Regions from separate parts of the Homo sapiens genome. Here region 2 is linked to region 1. The links are chromatin loops, found by intact Hi-C in ENCODE. Cell type or tissue: IMR-90. All regions are shown on one strand. Links, peaks and the distances in the headings refer to the core of each region. The heading gives the core; the rest is flanking DNA.

Evidence for each region. A loop is a pair of places that touch in the nucleus more often than their neighbours do. Peaks named below come from ENCODE experiments on the same cell type or tissue, not always from the same donor. Only the 100,000 strongest peaks of a DNase experiment are listed, where the experiment ranks them.
Region 2: it touches region 1 in a loop (2.1-fold over the local background); 1 of 110 quality-filtered maps calls a loop at or near these places.

The regions. Positions count from the first base shown.
Region 1 is chr5:169,856,157-169,866,935 of GRCh38, reverse strand. The region is part of intron 27 of DOCK2 (dedicator of cytokinesis 2); the gene reads right to left. It overlaps INSYN2B (inhibitory synaptic factor family member 2B), which reads left to right. Exons shown (of 4, transcript NM_001129891.3): 4 at 2,477-5,633. The coding sequence ends at 2,663. Among named protein-coding and RNA genes, the nearest start is that of INSYN2B, 120 kb to the left of the region's middle. In IMR-90, for the core only: no CTCF peak of the experiment used is centred there; a DNase peak (open chromatin) is centred at 4,805; H3K27ac peaks cover 172 bases.
Region 2 is chr5:169,743,342-169,754,120 of GRCh38, reverse strand. It overlaps DOCK2 (dedicator of cytokinesis 2), which reads right to left. Exons shown (of 52, transcript NM_004946.3): 23 at 6,617-6,725. Among named protein-coding and RNA genes, the nearest start is that of DOCK2, 110 kb to the right of the region's middle. In IMR-90, for the core only: no CTCF peak of the experiment used is centred there; no DNase peak of the experiment used is centred there.

The DNA of each region.
Region 1 (10,779 bases), core at 896-8,895:
CTGATGCTATCTCTGGGTAGATAGTACTGGAACTGAATTGGAAGACACCCAACTGGTGGCCACTGCTTGGTAGTGGGGAGAAACTCCCACACATTTGGTCATAGAAGTCTTCTTCTGTGTTGATGGTTGTTGTGGTGTGAGAGCAGAGGAAAAACATGGTTTCAGAGTTTTTCCTGAAATAGAGACTCCTGAAATAGACAGTCAGTATGTGAGTCTGCACATGCCTCTGCCCACTGGCCTGGCAAATTCTGGGCTTTGGCTAGAAGGTCTCTAACAGCTACTGATGCCAGCACTGAGGACACAGATTCACTGGATTAGCAGTGCCAGGAGGCCAGGGAGATTGTCTGCCTACCATTCCTTCCTCAGCAGCCAGAACAGGGCCTGCCACAAAGAAGATGCTCAATAAATGTTTGTCGAGTGACTGACTGGATACTTGGTGCCTACTCTATGCTGCGTGTTGTATATGCACATGGCATTTAAGCTTCACTGAGGTCCTTTGCGTAGGCACTACTCATTTTGCAGATGAGGACACCATAGCCTGGAAGTGGGAAATGACTTCCCCAAGATCTCACAGTGAAACTGTGGGGCTTTGCTTTAAAAACCACAGCCTATGTTTCATCCACAATACAATTCTAATTTAATATAATGATGGCCTATAGGTCATCCAGCCAGGATTATGTCCCCATAGAGAGGGCCAGAGAGAACAGAAAGAGAAGGCATGTAAGTGGAGGAGAAGCAAGCCTGGATGAAAAATGCAGAAACAAAACAATCAGATACCCTTTCCTAGTGCTCCCTAAGAACTAACACCCCATCAGTCTTGCTATAAAACAGGCCCCCTCGCCCCTCTGACTCTTCAGCCCTGCAACAACCCATCAGTCTTGCTATAAAACAGGCCCCCTCGCCCCTCTGACTCTTCAGCCCTGCCTCTTCCATCTCAGAATGCTCAGGGACGAGGCACTCTTTGGGGCTCCATTCGTCATGCATGGCAACGGCAACATGCCTTTGCAGCAGCATGAACTCGGGTCCCCGGCCCTGGGAGGTGACATGGGGAGAGTAAGCAAGGGCAGATGTCCCTTTAATGACAGCTGTTTTCCAGCCCTTGCTGGGTATAAAGGCACTGGCCAGTCATGCCACATCATAAACCAACATGGGGTCTTTGGTCTCCCAGATGCAACATTTCATTTTCCTTCTGGCTAAACAAGGAGAATGCACTGTTTTCATGACCACGTTTCCTCCACTTCCCACACTCCCACGCTGGCTCCTCATCCTTGGGCCTTCTGAGACCCCTGGTATGAAACCAGGTAACAAACACATCAAAAAGCTTAAGAGCTTTCTTATAAGCATCTTGGCACTGAAAACTCCTCTGTAAGTAAATCCTCCTCATGGAGGAAAGACAATTAAGGACAGAGGGAACCCGTGCTCAGCCCACAGGGATGTCTAAGAGGATTCGTTTTTTCTGCCCCGGCTCTCTGGGTTCTGGGGAGGGTGAACCAGAGTGAGGAAGCAGGCTGAGAGTCCCTGAGGTCTGCTGGCCTGACTTCCAGACATGCAGAGGTCACAGACAGCATCAGCACCCACTCCCTACAGGCCAGGCTTCTGTTCAACGCCCACCTCCCCTGACCTCAGGGACCCCTGCTCTGCGACAGGTTCACTTTTACCTCCTCAATGTTTGTGATAATCAGCACGGGACAATGCAGTCCGTATGTTAATGACACCAAAACACACAAGTAAAATAGCCAACAACAACAACAACGAAAAAGAGGTTGGGAATGTCCATCCATCAGTAGAGGAATATTTAAATACACTGTATTGAGGAATACTACAAGGCAGTCTTACATGTAAAGCTCTCCAAGATATATCTTGAAGTTGAGATGCAATTCAAAGAGCAAGACGTAATATATTGGTAGAAATTATGTTAATGATGATGATGATAGCGGTAATAGAAGCTAACACATACGGAGGACTTAGCGCACGCCAGGCACTACTCTGAGCATTTCATTTATATTATCTCAGTTTACACACATTAATTCCAAAGAAAGCCTTTGAGATAGGTGCTCTTATTACCCCCATTTTACAGATAATGAAACTGAGCTGTCAGTTTTCTTGTCTGTTCCTCTGCATTATCTCAATTTTTTAATAATGAGACAGTTTTCATGCATAACACATGCCAAAACCCCATTAATGATTAAGAGAGAGACTGGAGCCAATATTTACAGAACACTTGCCATCAGGTCTCACTGACCCTTAATAACATCCCTGTGAGGAAGGCATTACAGGTGCCAATTCAATCACTGAAGAACTAGAGGTTCAGAGAGGTGGCATCACTTTCCCAAGGTCAAAGAGCCAGTAGGTACCTAAGGATCTAGGATTTGATCCCAAAGCTCATGCTCTTCCATATTAGTTGGGGCTGAGAGATGCTTAATCAGTCTGTGCTGATTCGAATTCACTTTCCTTCCTTCCTCTCTGTGTTTTTCAGTGTAGAGTATGATTTTCGGCAGCAGGAAGGCAGGTTCCATGAAGTTTTGCAGAGTCTGGAGGAAGCAGAGCCAGTTGAGGAGGCATCGCCCCCACCAAAGTCCCCAGCAGAACCCCCAGCCCCGGAAAAGCAGGACTTAAGGCGGAAAACCAAGAAGGTGAAAAAGAAATGCTTCTGGTGGATCTGAGCTGGTTGGGACCATCCCCCAGCCCCCCAACTCCACGCACTTCCCTGAGATGGGAAATCCACTGCACTTAAGGCCTGCCCTGCTTCTTTGCAAAGGCCCTGGGCTGTGAGCCCCTTGGCCTGTGAAACAGAAGAGCCTTGGAGCTGATGTAGCCGCTGCTGGACACCTGACCACGATCCTTACCTGAGTGCGTGCGACTGCTTGCTGAGGGCTTCACGGACACTAGAGTGACCGCTTGCCAAGTTCCCTGTCACACTCAGCCAGAACTCATGCTGAGTTTTAAGACCAGATTCCCACCACGAGCAAAACCCCACACTACACCTTCCAACACCTCCAAGATGCCAAGCACTTCCTTCCCATCCTGGGTTCATAAACCCAAAAGAAAAAAATAGTGTTGTGCAGACCCGGAAGGTAGAGGGAGGTTATAGGTTATAAGCAGGTACCATAGAAAAAAATGAGATAAACTGGCAGTTTTCTAAGATATCAGCATACATAATAAGCACAAGAGAAGTGGGCAGGGCATAAAATGCTTATGCAAGATCACCCTGGTGTGTTGGGTTGTTTTCCTTTTTAATTAGCCCCTTGATCCCAAATTAAGGCTCTGTCATCTCATGGTGCATGCACCTTTCTGCCTGTGGCAGAGTCAGGCCACCCCAGGGTATAAACTTGTTGGTGTGGCTGTGCTGGATAAGTGTAATTCAAAGAGGATTTCAGCAGCTGTAGCTGTTCCAGGGCCCACCCTAAACCATCATGCTTCTTCTCTGCCTAGGGCCTGAGACCACCTGGCAAATGGGTGGAATCTGTTTTTGGTGTGAACTTTAAGACTCCATAGTTAACTTACCTGCAATATTTAAAATCATGAGATCCAGCAACCTGTCCATCAGTTACATCTTATGAGTAACATAGATAAGGCTAAGATAAAACACAACACTGTTTCTCATCCCTTCATCCCAGAAACAGCCGTGTAGATAGGTTCAAACATATATTAATCGACACAGTCTCCCTTCCTGGTGACCAGACAATGGTCACCTGATTGAAAAACTAGCAGGACTATGGATGAGGATATAGTTTTTTCTATTTGAGGTTTAAATATCTTTCCATCCCAAAGTCTGAGTTATTCAAGGTCTGGCTCATTCTGTTGACAAGACCTACATACATGTGGATCCAGTCAAACTTGCATGGCTGAACAAACTACTAAAGTAATATAATTAAGTAATTGCTATATACTCTTGTGGATGAGGGGTAGGATGGAAAGGCTCAGATTCCTTCTGGTTGAATTAAAATCTCTATCAGCATGTGGTTAGATTGACATTGCTAGAAAGGGAGCCTGAAACTAAACATACATTAAACGAAGAAGGTATTTTGTAATTCCCTTGGCTGAAGATCCAGTGTCTAAGCTAGAATCTTTGCAGAGCACAGAATCCTGTGTGTTCGTGGGATGTACCTACCCCACTGCAAATTGAGCCTAATTGAGCAAACCACTCCGATGGTTTCACCTTCCCCTGTCATAGTGATGCAGTGAACAAAGCTATTTCAGTGAGAATGAAAGGGAAATTTGGCAAGGAATATCAGCTTGCACTATTTAAGTCTTGGAATGTCATTCAAGATGTTCTTGTTCTGTTTCTAGTGTAATGTTTAAGCCCACAGAATCAGACCGGAATATATAACGTCATGTTAGAATTAAGATAAATACACTTGTCATACTTAAGAAGCCACATTTCAATAAGATATGCTACCACTGGCTAAAAGCCACAGATTTTTTTTTTCCTGTATCCATACGATCAACTGTCAGTTGGCCCCAGCAATGGAAAAGAACAGAATAGAGGATAATCCAATAAAGTGAAATCATTTGGGACCTCTTATGTAATTTTATCTTGTAGTAGAGCTTCCATCTTAATTTGCTTTGCTTACGCTAATTTCATGTGAATTTATATTCTCGGGCATCATGCTAGAATGTAAATAACCCTGTTCCCAGAATTAAGAGATCCAGGCAACCAAGCAGTCTATACCACTAGCCTTTGGCAAATGGCTTAAATTTCCCGGCCTGTTTGTCCATTCTTGAATACAGATAAGAACATATGCTTTCCTACTTTATAAACTCTTAGCACGTTCCACATTATGTGAGCTGAGTGACTCAGAGCTGAGCTGGATTACTGGCCAAAGTTAGCCTGGGAAGATAAAGAGATGTTTGAGGTACCTCACACAAAATTAATAAGCTGATGTGGTCATAGATATGTTTCCAGTTGAGGCCCTCACATGAACCCTTAACTGAATTAAATAAAACTGGGACTAGAAAATGTTGACATTTTCTGCACTTCCCCAACAAAAAAAAAAGAAAAGAAAAGAAAAGAAAAAAATAAATAAAATGTTGACATTTCTAGAAATACAGCCAAACAAGGCTGTACTGATTCTACACCAAAGCACAACACCGCATTGCTTGGGCCACTGACCTGAAACTGGGAAGGAGTTCTCTTCTGAAAAATTGATATTTAAAATCATTATGAGGAAATAGGATTCCATAAACATTTTCCTGATGAACAAAAATGGTCGTCTCTATGTTTAAAACACCACACACACATATACCAAAACTGCATACTCACTTATTCATGTGAAAATCACTGCTTCTTTGTAAAATATTACGTAACATCTACCATGATATTCTACAGAAATGCTGTACTTGAGGTTATCTGGTTTGCTGGAGAGATATTAACTTAGCAAAAATTACTTTTATAAAATTGAAAGGAAAAAGACCAATACATCAACTTAAATTGCAGGAGTTTATGTAGCTGCTTTCTCTGTAGTTTAAAAAGCAATGCATAAATGCATACTCACTATCCTTGGAACTTAATACCAGCTCATCTATAGAGCACCTTCTTAAAGACGATGTACTGATGTAAGGTTTTGTAAATTTCTAAACTGTTTTAAACGGGATATTATCTTTTGCAATAAACTTACATATTTTTTCTAGGTTTTAAGACTCCATTACTAGCTTGGGTTGATTTCAGTTATAAAATGTATGCTTAAGAAGGACACCTCAATGGTCCTAAGGGCAAGTATGGCTTTCATTATAATTGCTTCTATATATTTCTAAGGGAAATAAATAAAGAGCAGATTCAGAACTTAGTGTCACGATGATCACATGAAGCCCCGCGTGTCCCGTGAGTGAGGGAGGCAGCATGAATAAATGGAGAGCTGCTCCCAGCCTCATTCCATGGATGTACAGGCATGATTTGTATCATTATACTCAGACACCTGAACTCTAATTTATCCAGTACTTTTCTTTATTTCCCCCTTAATTTTTTTCCTTAAAAGGCAAATTTATATCGCCAATGTGAAGAAAAACAATATCATGTTCCAAAAATAGAATATGAAATAAAAATATCTTATTAAGTTCTTGCTAAACCCTGTTGCTATTGAGGCTGCTAAGCCTGAGACCAGCTCTCTGTTAAGATGGGAGATTAGCAAATATTCAACACATACGAAAGGCACATTCACACCAAGCCCATTTTCTACTTGACTAAACAGGATGTTTGAGAGAGAATTGAAAAGAAAACAACTTTCCTGTCATGTGATTCAGTATTCCTTTTCCTGCCTTCTCCACGAACCATCTAAAACCAGCTTGGGTTTACACCTGGAGAGTGAGTCTCCCACTTTGGGAAACATCAATTTAGAGAAACAATAACAAAAACAAACCCTGGACATAGAATCAGAAGTCTTGGGTTTGACAGCAGTCTGCTATCTTATTTTTGCTGCATAAACTTGAGCAAGTTGCTTAGTTTCTGTGAGCCTCTGATTCCTCTGATATACCCCCTGCCTCCCAAGAGTGCCTTGACAATGAACTGAGTGACAGCCAAGAACACAATGTAGGGTACACATTGGGCCAGGTGCTCAACAAGCACATATTCAGTCATTTGTGGATTGAAGTAAATTGGGAGAGAGAAAGGAAGATACCTCCGTGAAGCTGCAGTGGTTTTCAGAAACAGGTTTTTCTCGGGGCAAGGGAAGAACACTTTCTGTGGGCACGATGGCTCACACCTGTAATACCAACACTTTGGGAAGCCAAGGTAGGAGGATTGCTTGAGCTCAGGAGTTTGAGACCAACCTGGGCAAAGTAGTGAGACCCCGTCAAACAATTAAAAAATTAGTCAAGAGTGTGGCTCACACCTCTGGTCCCCACTAATCAGGAGGCTGAGGCAGGAGGATAGCTTAAACCCAAGAGGGCTGGAGTTAGCTGTGACCATGCCACTGCACTCCAACCTAGGTGACGGAGCAATAGTCTGTCTCAAAAAAAAAAAAGAAAAAAAAAAAAAAAAAGAAGGATCCACCAGAAACCACGACAGTTAATGTTAAGTAATAAAGTCGCCCATGATTCAAAAGAGCACATGGGCACATAAAATACAGCACAGCACTCCGGGAATTAAAGATTCTTGTTGTGTGGAATCAAATATCCTAGAGGTAAAAGAGACTTTAAGAGCCAGGTCCCTTCCATTTTAAGCACAAGTCAATTAAGGAAGGCTAAATGATTTGTCCAAGGGCTTATAGCAATCCTGTGGGGAAGTAGGTGTTGGGAGCAATGTGGTTGGTGGGTGGAATGTGTGAGGGGCCAGGGCCATTCCAGGAAGCATAAGGCTAGACTTGAAACCCGTTCTTACCTTCATTAGCTGAGCTGAATCCTCAATATAACCTTCACTTGAAAAGGCTCTCATTTTAAGCTGCTCAAGGCAACTTGCTGTATGCTAAAAATGTATTTCTTTTTATAAATGCCAAGAAACAAAGATGTTTTATGATCACTACGCCCATCAAGCATTGCTTGCAAGAAAAAGTGCGGGGGACAAATCCTAATCCAACACTGTCAGCATTCAGCACAAACCACATTTGACTGGTTTAATGAACATAATCCCATTTTTGAGTACTTTCACCTCAACTTCCTCCCCATCTTCTTTTCACCAATTTACAGCCTAAATTTCGATGGACCATATCATACCACCCCTACTCCTGAGGTTTTGCAAATGTCTAATTTCTCTCTGCCTCCTACAGAACTCTCAGCCCATAAAGAGCAGGGATGCATCCGTTGGCAACACACAGAGTTTGGTTCTCTCATTGCCAGACTAAGCCAAGTTCTCAGGTCAGCGTGCCTCTCCACTGTGGGCATCCTGTTCTAAACCCACTTCATTTCTCAACTGGCCTCTGCAGGAACCTCCCCAACAGGTCTCCCCACATGCAATCTCTTCTTTTATACTTATTTTTTAAATATATTTTGAAACAGGGTCTCACTCTGTCACCCAGGCTGAAGTGCAGTGGCACTATCATAGCTCACTGCAGCCTAAAACTCCTAGGCTCCAGCAATCCTTTCACCTCAGCCTCCCCAGTAACTGGGATTACAGGTGCTTACCACCACAACCCACTAATGTTTTTTTTAAAATAATTATTTTCTGTAAAGACTGAGCCTTGCTATGTTGTCCAAGCTGGTCTCAAACTCCTGGCTCAAGCAATCCTCCTGCCTCAACCTCCCAAAGTGCTGGGATTACAGGTGCACGACACCGTACCCAGCCCCTCTCTCACTTCTCAAATATCTTCTCCACATAGCAGCCAAAGCAATCATTGCAAAATTTGGATGGGAATAACATTACACTCTGACTTAGAACTGTTCAGTGGCTTCCCAATATACTTAGGAAGTAAGACTAGGTATGTTGCTCTGGCCCGAAGCCCTGCACATCCTGCCCTGCCTCTCCTGTAAGCTCCCACCACAGGCCCTTCCGGTGTTTGTCTTCCAGTCTCAGCCAGCCTTCTTGGCTTTCTTGGACCTACCACGCCTTCAGTCCCTGAAGGCTCCTGTTCCTCCTGCCTTCAATACTCCCCACCTACACCACCCTCCCTGCCCAGCAGCTCTGTTGGGGTTTCCCAGGTCATGCCTCCCATGGCTACCACCAACTCAGCCCAGACCATGCCAAATACCCCTCTTAGACATTTGCCTGGCACAAGGGACCTTACCATCGAAGTCCTTGGCGCAGTTGTCCTTGTACATATATCTGCGTCATTCTTTGATCAAGGTATCTATCTAGACTGAAGTCTTCCTAAGGAAGCCATCTCGCTTATTCTTGCTTGCCTTTGTATCTCCATCATGTACCACCATGGGGTTTAAATACTCATTGCAGAAATAAATTATTGAGTACATTAGATTCACTGGGCATACACCAGTTTATCCCTGGTCCTTCAGTCCTCATATTAGGATGGTACCATAGTGAGTACAGTCCTGAATGATATATGGTATAAATCTATACATAAAGAAACAATTCTCTCTATCCTCATTCTGCTCCCCACCAAAACCAAAAGGATCTTCAGAAACTTAACACTTATCAAATATAAAACCAACGTATATAAACAGAATACTTATCTTTTTAATTGAGAATATCTGCATTCAAGTTATTTCATAGTATATTCCCAAAATGATTGATTATTTAATTCCTAGAATTAAATGATCTATTATTGTGGTTTTGGTTTATGTACGTGTGATTTTCTTTTTTCTTTTTTTTTTTTTTAGTTTTGTTCCCAGAACAAATAACCAGTCTTCTCAAAGAGAGACTTAAGTCCCTGAGGAATAGAAAGAGCAATTTTTCCATCTTCTCACCATCATGCCCTAGTCTCAGCTCTTTATAGAAATTAGGGTCTGCCACTGGTAATATGCCCAAGGCTTCTAACTCTCCTGAGGTGAGAGTGTAATGTTATTCCCATCCAAATTTTGCAATGATTGCTTTGGCTGCTATGTGGAGAAGATATTTGAGAAGTGAGAGAGGGGCCGGGTACGGTGTCGTGCACCTGTAATCCCTGAGGTCTACATGGCATTCAGGACCCAGGAATAAAAAGACACTAATGTTTGCTCCCAGTACCCTTCCCCCTGCCAAGATCTTTGTCCTGAATATTGATGGTCCAGTTTCACATTGTTTCAGAATAAATTGTCATCATAAGTAAATCCCAATGCATTCTGCACATTTTACCAGATACTGCCTTACCATATCAAAGAGTAAATGACTTTTGAAATTAAAGCAGATTGTTGACTATTTTCCCTGTAATGTTTCTATTAAAATGCCAGAATTTATTACATGTGACCTAGTCCATTCTGGAGAAAATGCAATTTAAGAGACAAGGTCTAACTAAAGGAACATTTTGGGCAAAGCATTTTGCCTTGGCTCAAAGCAGAACTAAAATGAAAAGACAGTAAAATCGCACCAAAAGATCATTTGCTTGGAAGCAAATAAGAGTTTTATTATCATAAATGGCTTTCACAAATTCTTAGAATCCGTAAGTATACTATATTAGATTTTACTCAAATGAAACCCATATGTTTGCTCCTGACAAAAACCTTTATTTCTTAAATCATTAGTTAAACATGGTGACCTCTACTTGGTGCTTCATCTTGGTTTCCCAGGTAGCAGACACACTGCTATGATACCCTGGTTATGCTGACAGAAAAGCCTTCTTGCTCATGAACCAAGTGCTGAGTCATGTTAACTGCTGAACTTGAGAGTGATTCACACAGTGTTTCCACTGAGCACACCAAGCCCGATGAAATTCAATTCTACAAACAGAAATCACGGATGGGTGATGGAGGTGATGAGAAGTTACTTGCTGGTGTCATTGTCTTTGGTGTGCTTTTTTGTTTTAAAATAAAAAACAATATACCTTCAGTAGCTGAGAGTCAGGGATCAAAGGGAACAAAATCAAAGCAACACAAAACATCAGCACTCATAAACTCAGGCTGCTGACCTGGAGTGGGTTTCAAGGATTGAAGCTCTACCTCATCTCCACTAATATGCACCCCTCAGCTCCAAAAATCTCAGATGAACCTCAGTCTGTATTCACTTTTTTCAGTAAACAGTCATCAAGCCCCTTATCTCTGCCAGGTGAGGTGCCAAGGACACTGAGCGGAAAATGCAGTGCAGACACTACCCTAGTACCAAAGAGCTCAGGGGCTGGTGGGCAGCTTCTGACAATAAGCAGGTGTCTTTTTCTGATTCACCCCACCTGAATGTCACATTGCCTCCTTTTGAACCCATCCAAATGCTATTCTTGTATTCTGATATGGTTAGGTTTTGTGTCCCCACCCAAATCTCATCTT
Region 2 (10,779 bases), core at 1,710-9,709, 110 kb after region 1:
CCCTTTCTCTCTCTTTCAAACAGAGTGACCAGTGTTGGTGCCAGTACACTCAGACTTCTGGCCAAAATGAACATGTCTTGAAATGATACACAGTTATGCAAGAATGCTACCAGATAGCTTCCTCATTCAAGAGCCACAGGCATTCAAAACAAGTACTATTCCCCTCAATTTTTAATCCTTTTATTTTAGCCAAGCAGTGGATGATCAAGGTCCATAGAAACTGGAAAAACGATGTCACAGGAATTCCCCATAGCATGACCATAAGAAGGCAGTTTCCTTTGAGATGCTGAGTTGTCCCCGAGGAAAATAAATGCAGCTCTCTCAGGACATTCAGTCTCATCACTAATCTCTCAGGCAAAGTGAAGGGAAAGGAACCAACAGGTTCCAGAATATGTGTGTTTCCATCCTTTCTGTAACTCAACTTTATGGGGTCCCCTGAGTCTTATCCACCTGGGGTTTTGCCAGAAGACTTTAGTCTTAATGAAATTGCGCTATTGTTTGGTGGTGATTAAGAACTCAAACTCTGGACTTACACAGCCAAAATTTAAATCCAAGATATACTAATTTTCAGCCAAGGTAAGTTACTTAACCTCTTTAAGCCTCATTTTCCTCATTTGGAAAGCAGAGATAAAGCCCATTTGTCTTTGCATATAGTCTTTATCTCCGCTTTATACCAAATGTTCTCGCTCATAAGTGGGAGAGCAAGAATAAGAACACAGGGTGGGGAACAACACACAGGGGAGCTGTCAGGGGGTGGGGGGGGGTGAGGGCAGGGAGAACATCGGGACAAATAGCTGATGCACGCAGGGCTTAAAACCTAGATGACAGGTTGATAGGTGCAGCAAACCACCATGGCACATGTATATCTATGTAACAAACCTGCACATTCTGTGCAGGTATGTCATGGAACTTAAAAAGACTATTTGTCTTATAAGGTTGTTGTTACAAAGATCAATTGAGCTAACAATATATGTAAAGCTTTTAGCTCAACACTTGACACTTAATAAACACTGAAACATCAAACTAAACAAAATGATAGAAGTAATTATTTTATTTTTAGATAGAGTCTTGCTCTGTCGCCAGGCTGGAGTGCAATGGCGCAATCTCGGCTCACTGCAACCTCCACCTCCCAGGTTCAAGCAATTCTCCTACCTCAGCCTCCCGAATACCTGGGATTACAGGCACCCGCCACCACGCCCAGCTAATTTTTGTATTTTTAGTAGAGGCGAGATTTCACCATGTTGGCCAGGCTGATCTCAAACTCCAGACCTTGTGATCCACCCTCCTCGGTCTCCCAAAGTGCTGGGATTACAGGCGTGAGTCACGGCGCCCGGCAGTATTTATTTATTTATTTTAAGAGACAGGGTCTTGCTTTGTCACCCAAGCTGAAATGCAGTGGCATTATCACAGCTCACTGCAGCCTTGATCCCCTAGGCTCAAGTGATCTTCCTGCCTCAGCTTCCTGAGTAGCTGTGACCACAAGCATACACCACTAGGCATGGGCAGGCCCCCATGCCTAGCTAATTTTTTTTTTTTTAATTTTTTGTCGAGACAGGGTCTCACTATGTTCCCCAGCCTGGTCTTGAACTCCTAGGCTTGAGAGATCCTCTCACCTCAGCCTCCTAAAGTGCTGGGATTACAGGCATGCACCATTGCACCCAGCCATATTCATTCATTCATTCATTCAGACAGTAGATATTTGAGCACTTTCTGTGTGGCAGCCATTGTTCCAGACATTGGGGATATAAATGGCAGAGTCCCCTGCCCTCCTGGACACTCCAGGGGCTTCATTAGCATAAGTGGCATTCACAGTGGCCAAGAGAGCATGTCATTCAATACAAGCTGTTCATTTAATTCCACTTGTGCCATCAAATTGGAGCATTATGAAATACCATGGATCGTAAGGAGAGTGGGGCAAATTGGCCTGCACAACATCGCCATATGTCTTTTACTAACTTTTGAGCTCTATCTAATTTACATGTGTGTGGTGTTGACCCTCTGAATCTGCCATCAGTTTTATCAACCACGCTCACAGGGCTGGCACACACAAGGACTTCTGAGCATGTGGTCCATTGTTGAAAACACATGGGAATCCCTGGCCTAAACCTTACCTGTGGCATAGAGAATAGTGCTTTGGAGGCAGATGACCTGGATGGATTCAAATCCTAGCTCCAGCACTATGAATACATGTAATTTGGGATGAACTATTTAACTTTATGAGCCTCCTATGAACACTGAGGATAGTGGTTCCTTGAAGATCTCTGGTGGGATTTAAAACACTGTATATGAAGATCCCAGTTCCATGTCTGGAACATGGTAGGTACCTGATCAGCAGAAAGTGTTTTTATTGCTCCTTTCCTCTGAACTACTGGCTTTCAATTCTCCGTGGTCTTGGTGAGCTGCTGCCACGCCGACTCAGAACAATAAGAAAAACCACAGAAAGCAACTCACAAAAGCTGGGTGAGCATTAGAGATGGGCAATAACTTGCTTAGGTTTCAGAGTTAACAGTGGACACAGCTGAGATTTGAACCAGATCTGCTCTACTCACAATTAAATTGGTCACAAAAGAGGGTTTCCAACATAAGCCGCTACCCAGCTGGATGTGAAAAGTTTGAACCAGGAACATCAACCACGGGCATTCATATCCTCTGCACCCAGCCAGCACTTATGGCTGATGTTACTAATAGCTCACACCCCATGCAGGCTCAGAATCAAGACTCCGGTCACCTCGTACTATTTCACTAGCTGAAACTTTCCCATGCATGTTTTCATACAGTCACTTCTTGTGGGTTTATTCTCTTAAGAATGTATATTTATATTTCTTGATCTAACTGAATAACTGAACATCCTAACACTATTTAGTCTTGTGTAACAAAATTAGGAACACAAATGCCCGCCTTCTGAATCCTCACTAGTAAAATACCCAAAAAGCTTCTGTTTTATGATGAAGTAAAGGAGGAAGAGGTATAAATGATTAAAAAATGATTTAAACCAAACTATGTAACAGGCTTTATACTTCAGGTTTCACATATATTACTTTATTTCACCCCCTCAATAATCCCCTAAATTACACATTTGGCCTTCCATGTTACAGAGGATAAACTGAGGCCGAGAAAGCTGAAACGATGTGCCTAAGGCTACATGTCCACATCTCTCTGGTCAAAAGCCAAAGCTCCCTCTCCTGCAGCAAATCTCAAAGTCTATAGAAGAGTCCTTGTGTGGGATTTGCTGACATCACATGGGCTTGACACCTCTGCCCTCATCATTAAGTTCTCTTCATATGGTACTGCTCTCCATATTAGAATGTAACTTTAAATTCTTCTTCGATAACTTTTCAATAGCTATGTAAATAGGTGGAAAGCATCATTGGTTTTATGAAAATCCCTGAGGCTAAATTTGACCCTTAGAGCAAATTGAAAAAGAGATGAAGCCCCTTTCTATGTCTCTGGAGTGGAAATCTATGAGAACAAACCAACAAACCTGGCCCAAATTATAAGGAAAGCAAGGTATTTCTAACACAGCTACCCAGACAAGAACCACCTGGGTAAAAAGACTTATGCCAAAACCATAATAATCATATTAGTTCACTGCATTTGCATAGCATTTTATAATTTGTTCTTTTGCAGACAATGTTTATTTGATCCTCACCCACACAATGAAATCTTATAGATGAGGAAACTGAGGCATTGAGAAGTTAAGTGACCAATGTAAGGTCATGCAGCTGATAAAGAAGGGCATTCCTATTGACCAGGTGTCTTGAGAGCGGCAAATGCTCACTTGTTCCTCTTTGCTTCCTTTTTTTCTCCTTCTTTCTTTCCCTGCCTTCTTACTGTCTCTCTCCCTTTGTTCCTTCCCCAAATATATGTGTAGCCCATCGTAGGGAAACAGGTGCTGAAATTAGAAAGAGTAGCTCCAAAATTACCTATTCCCTCTTCCATTCTTCTCTCCATGGCACCTCAACTTCTTTGGGGCATCAGCGCCTTTCTCCTCTGGGATGAGAAACTGGCTTTATCTATTGGCTCATCATTTCTGCTCTTTCACACTTCAGCTTCCTTGGAGCTGATTTCACACCTGATTCAACCCTATAGCCTCTCTCATGGCAATTGGTCATCCTTGGCTCTCTCCAGATATCCCAACACTGTGTGGCTACTCACTAGAAGCTCAGTTGCTTCCAGTGTGATACAGATGCAGTGGCTGGCTGGGGCTCCTGCCGCATCTCCTCATGCTGTCCCCTGCTCCTGTTATCCCCTTAGTCAGAGAATGATGAAGGGGTTAGGAATATGAGGAATACATTTTTTGTTTGTTTGCTTTTTAACCAGGAGGGGGTAAGGGAAAAATAAAAACTAGAAGACTGCAGTCCCAACTAATCCATAGGAAGACATCCATCCCCAGCAGGGACTAAAGAAACAGTATAAAGAACAGGCTAATGCCGTGGTAGTGAGTATGGTCTTTAGAGCCAGGCAGGAACAGATATGAATCTGAGCCATCCCACTTCTCAGCAATGGTGCCTGGAGGAAGCTGTTTCAACTGTCTGAGCTTCAATTCCCTCATCAATAAAATAGAAACCTTAAGACGTATCCCTAGTGTTATACATTAATTAATTCAACAGATATCTATTAAGCATCAACTAATAAATGATTATTAGTTGAAGACACACTAATCATTGTGTTTTCAACACTCAGAATAATCCTAATATTAGGATTAGAGAACTCATATGATTATTATGGTTTTGGCATAAGTCTTTTTACCCAGGTTCTTCTTGTCCGGGTAGCTGTGTTAGAAATGCCTTGTTTTCCTTGTGATTTGGGCCAGATTATGCTGGTTTCTTCCCATAGATTTCCACCTCAGAGACATAGAAAGGGGCTTCATCTCTTTTTCAATTTGCTCTAAGGGCCAAATTTAGCCTCAGGGATTTTCATAAAACCAATGATGCTTTCCACCTATGTGTATGGCTGTTGAAAAGTTATCAAAGAAGAATTTAAAGTTATGTTCAAATATGGAAAGCAGTACCATGTGAAGAGAACTTAGTGATGAGGGCAGAGGGGTGAAGCCCATGTGATGTCAGCAAATCCCACACAAGGACTCTTCTATAGACTTTGAGATTTGCTGCAGGAGAAGGAGCTTTGGCTTTTGACCAGAGAGATGTGGGCATGTAGCCTTAGGCACATCGTTTCAGCTTTCTGAGCCTCAGTTTATCCTTTTATAACATGGCAGGCCTAATGTGTAATTTAGAGGATTTTTGAGAGGGTGAAATAAAGTAATATATGTGAAGCATGAAATATAAAGCCTGTTACATAGTTTGGTTTAAATCATTTTTAATCATTTATACCTCTTCCTCCTCTATCTCATCATAAAACAGAAGCTTTTTGGGTATTTTACTAGTGGATTCTAGAGGAGGGTATTTATGTTCCTAACCTTGTTACATAAGACCAAATAGTGTTAGGACCTTCAGTTATTCAGTTAGATCAAGAAATACAGATACACATTCTGAGGAGAATAAATTTTAGAATTATCAGGATTATTCTGAGTGTTGAAGACACATATGAATAAGATAGTTGCCTTCCCCAACACACAGGTTTCCACTGTTTGTTAAATTAAAGGAAGCCATCAGCAGAGTGGTTCTCAAACTTTGCTTCACAGTAAAATCACCTGGGGAATTTTTTAAATCCCCTGGCCTGGGTCACACTCCATACCAATTAAATTAGAAAGTCGGGTGGTTGTAACCAGGCATCAGAATTTATTAAAGATCCCCACACAATTCTAACGTGCACAGTCTGGACCCATAGCATGAGAAGCAAACATTCCCCAGGCTGACTTCCACCTCTGCTTCCTCACCTTCATTCTAGCTAAACACTAGTACGTCATTAATTCTAACCAGTGCCTGGGCATCTCAGGCATAATGGATCTTTAAATTAGCATCTAAAAGAATAATATTGATTTAAAAAAAAAAAGCAGCAGCAATCTGCATTAACTCATTGATTTAGATAAATGTGTTTGGGCTTCGTTTATTCACAGCACATCAGGCACTCCCAGCTTCCCCCACCCGCACCCCCAGTGCCTGCAAGTGCATTCTGTGAAAGTTCTGAAGTCTCCCTGAAACAGCCTCTTCATTCAGACTCTTAGCTGCTCAACTCCTTCCCAAACACAGGGATAGGCCTCACAGTTTCTCAAAGATTTGCAGTCTTCACAGATTAGCATCGTGGACCACACATGAGAGGACTCATTCTCTCCAAAGCACCTCTTGTTTATTGAGGAGCCCTCTTTAATCCCAAAAGGGTCCCTGACTTTATGTTGTCGAGAATTAAACTCAGTTTAAGAGACTGCTACCATGAACTGTTCTCTCCATTGGAAGTGGATCCGGTTTGACTAATTTCCTTCTAGGTAACAAAAATTTCAGAGCTATTTTAAAAGAAGGCACTGCTAGCTTCATGGGTAACAAACAATAAATACGTTTTCTCTTGTCCTGAGGAGCCCTTGGTCTTTAACCTAGTGGCCAGCCCAGGCCTTCACTGGATACAAGTTTGCATATTTAAGTAAAAGAAGATATTATCTTAGCATGCTGTTATTTACTGGATGGCCAAGGAGAAGATAGATTTTATTGTAGCATAAACCAACCTGCAAAAGGATGGTAGTTTTGTATTGACTTTTCATCAGATTGTTGATGGATTCAAAGAGCCGTCTCATGGATTCTTCAAACTCCATCTGTTCTTTGCCTTCATAAAGCCTGAAACAAGATACATCTGGGTCATTTCTCAAGCTAACAGACAATACTTTTAAAAGTGTGTACTAGGCACAAACTTCATTTAAAATTTAAAACAAAAAGGAGTGGGAGGTGGGGACTTCAAGGAGGAGAGGATTCTGCAGATGCTGCGTGCATCATTCTCTCAAGGGAAAAGCCTCATATCCACCATACCCAACAGAAACCCACCAACTAACAGGGCATACACCTTCTGCCGTATTTTTTTAAACCCCAAGGAAACCCCAAAGGAAGGAAATTTGTCTGAGCTGAGGAGACATTAATAATTTCACCCTTCTGCAAGAATCAGAGGAAAGATTGTGATCATCAGATTTTCAAAGTAACTTGGAAATATCAAGGAGAAATATTTTCAAATGCACTGCCATTTCCGCCACCCATTGTCTGTTTGTCGGATGAGCCCCAACAACCTGTTTTATGTCAGGGGCCATTGCTTTCCCTTCCTTCATTTCAGGAGTTAACTTATTACCTTAAGCCTTTGTTTCTCTGATTATAAAATCCCTACACTGTAAAACATGTAAACCTAACTGAAATACATAACTTAGAAGGTGAGACTCCTCATTAATCCAACCAGGGAGGTTAGCTATTGTCAAAGTTTTAATGGGTATCCTTCTAGGGACTTTCAATGCCTATAATAATATACAAGTGTAAAATTGCATAGAACCAGTCCCTCATGTAAAACCAGTCTCCAGGTACCTGCCTGTTATCAACCCCTTCCCCCAGCCTTAGGAGTGTTGCTCTGCTCAAGGCTTCTCCAAACAAATGTTTATCACCAACCGTGAAATATCCGCAGCCTAATCTGTGGCATCCAGTGTGAAATGCACAGAAGAGTGCTCCTGTCTCCAATTCAGATAAAGAGAGTCTCTCCTGTCACAGCCCTACACGCTCAAAAAGCTCCTCAGTGTGCCCGGGCCTTGGCAAAGGTGCTTTCCTAGATAAAGCACTGACACACTTAACAGGTTTGTTTGCTCCTCAACCACAGAGCAGGCCAGCCAGTCACAGCCCCCTCAGCACTGTCTCTGCAAAATCCCCATCCTTCCCCTCACCCTTCTTTCCCGTCTTTCTACTTCATTTCTGTGGCTTTAAGTGTGTGCCTCTTCTGTTTATCTTCTTGAGTGTCAATCACTCTCTTTCTCTCCTTGGGTTTCTATGTCTTTATATCTAGTTCTCTCCCCACCCTCCCCCTGACTTCATCACTCTCTTTCTGTCTTAGTCACTCTCTGTCTCTCTTTCTTTCCTTCTTTTTCTAACTAACCCCCTCTCTAAAGCCCTCCTGAAGTCAGAAGCATAAGTGAAGTCAGTGCTGAATGTTCCCGTTGGTTATGGGGACTCAGCAATTGCTGCTGACCTTCTGGGTCCAGCTCAAGGTCACAGAGACAAGGAGTGTTGAAGTGGCTACGTGCCTAGGGCTCCTCATTCTCTTCCTCTCCCTAGTTCCATAGCTCCCTCTGCTAACTCACCCCCACCCCGGCTTTTACACAGCTCACTCCTGAGCCTTCTTGTTCTGCCACCAGAGATAACTGCCACAGCATATATATTCTAGAGTCAATCTGCTTTGGGTTCAAATCCCCACTGCCCGGCAGGCACTTTATTACAAACAACAGCAAACATTACAGAGCACTGCTCTGCTCCAGGCACCTTCCTGGATGCCTGTGAAATCACTCACTCCTCACAACCACAGCATGAGGCAGGCACTAGTATCACACCCACTTTACAAATTAATGAAGCTCACGCAACATGCCAGAAAACACCAGGCCAGTGAGTGTCAGAGCCAGAATTCAAAACTGGCCATCAGCTCCTGAGCCCAGCCTCTCAGTCTCTTTGCACACTGCTTTGCTCTACACTTTACTGCCCCCTTAATTCCCACAAGCCTTGGGCAAAGTGTAAACCATAACAGTACTGTGTCAGAGGATTGCGAGGATCAACCCACATGGGAAGTTCTCAGCATGGGTGCCTGGCCCCAGCAGATGTTAGCGCCTGCCGTACTGTTGTCAGTTGGAAGAGTAGCATGATTATCATTGCTCTCATCCCCACTTCACAGATAAGGAAACAGAAAAACTCTCAAGAGGTTGAAACTTGCCCAAATGTCATCAAAGTAGAAAAGATGGGACCAGAGTACCCTGTCCTTGACCTGGCTGAAAAGAGAGGATCCTAATCCAGCATGGTGGTGGTCAGCCTCCCCATGAGATCACACTGTTTGTCTTTCTTTGTGCCCACAGCCACCAGCAATCCCTAATGGACTGTCCACTCATCATGCCTTTTGCCTTGAAGTCTGTTACTCTTCCATGAGGCACAGCTGCCTGAAAACGCTGAATGAATTCCATCACCATGGCTGCTACTGGTCTAGAGTATTGAACCTGCCCACTGTGTCTCCCACCCACATTTAACATCCCGACCTGGCTTCCCAATCATTTACAGACACATGGGCTCTTTCTGTAGGGTGTACCTGTGTGTGTGGTGGGGAGTTCTGCCCAGGTCCTCCTGGGAACCACCTGCTCCTCCAACAAGGCTGGGCTCCAGCAACACTTTCCTGCTGGTTGGCCTGTCCAATCCTACCCTCCATAACTGAATGGCCCCCTGGCAGTTCTCCTTCTGGAATTTGTCATTTTTAAGAAAGAAACATAAAAACAGGCTTTTTTGGAGTGATCTTAATGGCAGCACTCCAGGGGGAAGGGTCATGAGCTCCTGCTGAAGAGATCCCTGAGGCTGTCCTGGTTCCCAACTTCTCTGTGTCTCATTATTTAACTTTTTTTTTTTTGATTTTATGAGCTGCACAAATATCTTTAAAATAAACTCTCCTTTTTGCCTAGACTAGCCCTGGCTGGTTTTGTTGCAAACCCTCACTAGTCAGAACTTGGCAGAGTAGAGCCAGCTTCTTCCTGCAGCTCCCCTGAGTTTGAAACCAAGAGCTGCTGGGAAGTCCGGTGAGCATTTAGTTCTTGCTCTTATTGTACAGATGAAGAGACTCAGGGCCAGAGAGGGCAAGTGACTTGGCTTCACCATCTTATAAATATTATGTGACTGAACTGGAAGGAAAAAAGATTTTTAGTCTGTAAGACTAAACCAAGGCTCTGCTCAACTTTAAATTTTGTAGGAAACTAAATTTGATTTTCACGAGAAAGAGAGCAGTGATCTGCTCTAGGTCACAGACTGTGCCAATGATATAGCTTGAACCAGAACCTGGTATTCTTCTTCTATGTTCTCAGCATCTAACAGGGGAAGGCAGATAACACAAATCCCAGGAAGCCATGATTAGGGGCCTCCACTCCAGTGGGAATCCAATCTGCTCCTTGCTATTCATGTCACAAGTTAAGGGTCTTGACACCACACTTGAGTCCAGGGATGAAAATATATCCTGCACCTGCCTAAGTCTTATAAAGGATAAAAAAACAATTCTAGGAGGAAAATGGGGGAAAAGTACATATATATATATAATAATATAAATCTTAAATTTATAATTTAAATATAAGTTTATACAAATTTAAATATAAATCATAAATTATATATTATCTATATGTCTTAAAATATAAATATATATATCTAAAATATATATACATATTTTAAAATATTTACTTTCTTTTTAGCTGAAGAATGGCTGGGAATGGGAAGAAGAGTCACAGGACATGACTACAGCTGGGAAGAAGAAAGGAAAGAAAAATCTATTTCATATAAAGCGCTTTGCTATCAAGCCAGACTCCTCCATATACTTGCTGTGTGGCCTCAGTTAATTACTTTTCTGAAATTTTACTTTTATTCCTGATAAAAAGGAGTCCTAATGCTCATTCAAATGGTTATTTTGAGGTGAAAAACATGAGATAATTATTTTTAAGTGCTTAATATTGTAGCTGGCATTTAATCAGCGTTAAGTAAACATTATAAATTCTTGTTCTTGATTCCTAAGCACAGAAGTGATTATTTGGGCAAACTCTCTGATCTGAGCATAAGAGGAATATTTTGTAAGATACAGGGTCTCAATATGTTGCCCAAGCTGGCCTCAAACTCCCAGACTCAAGTGATCCTCCAG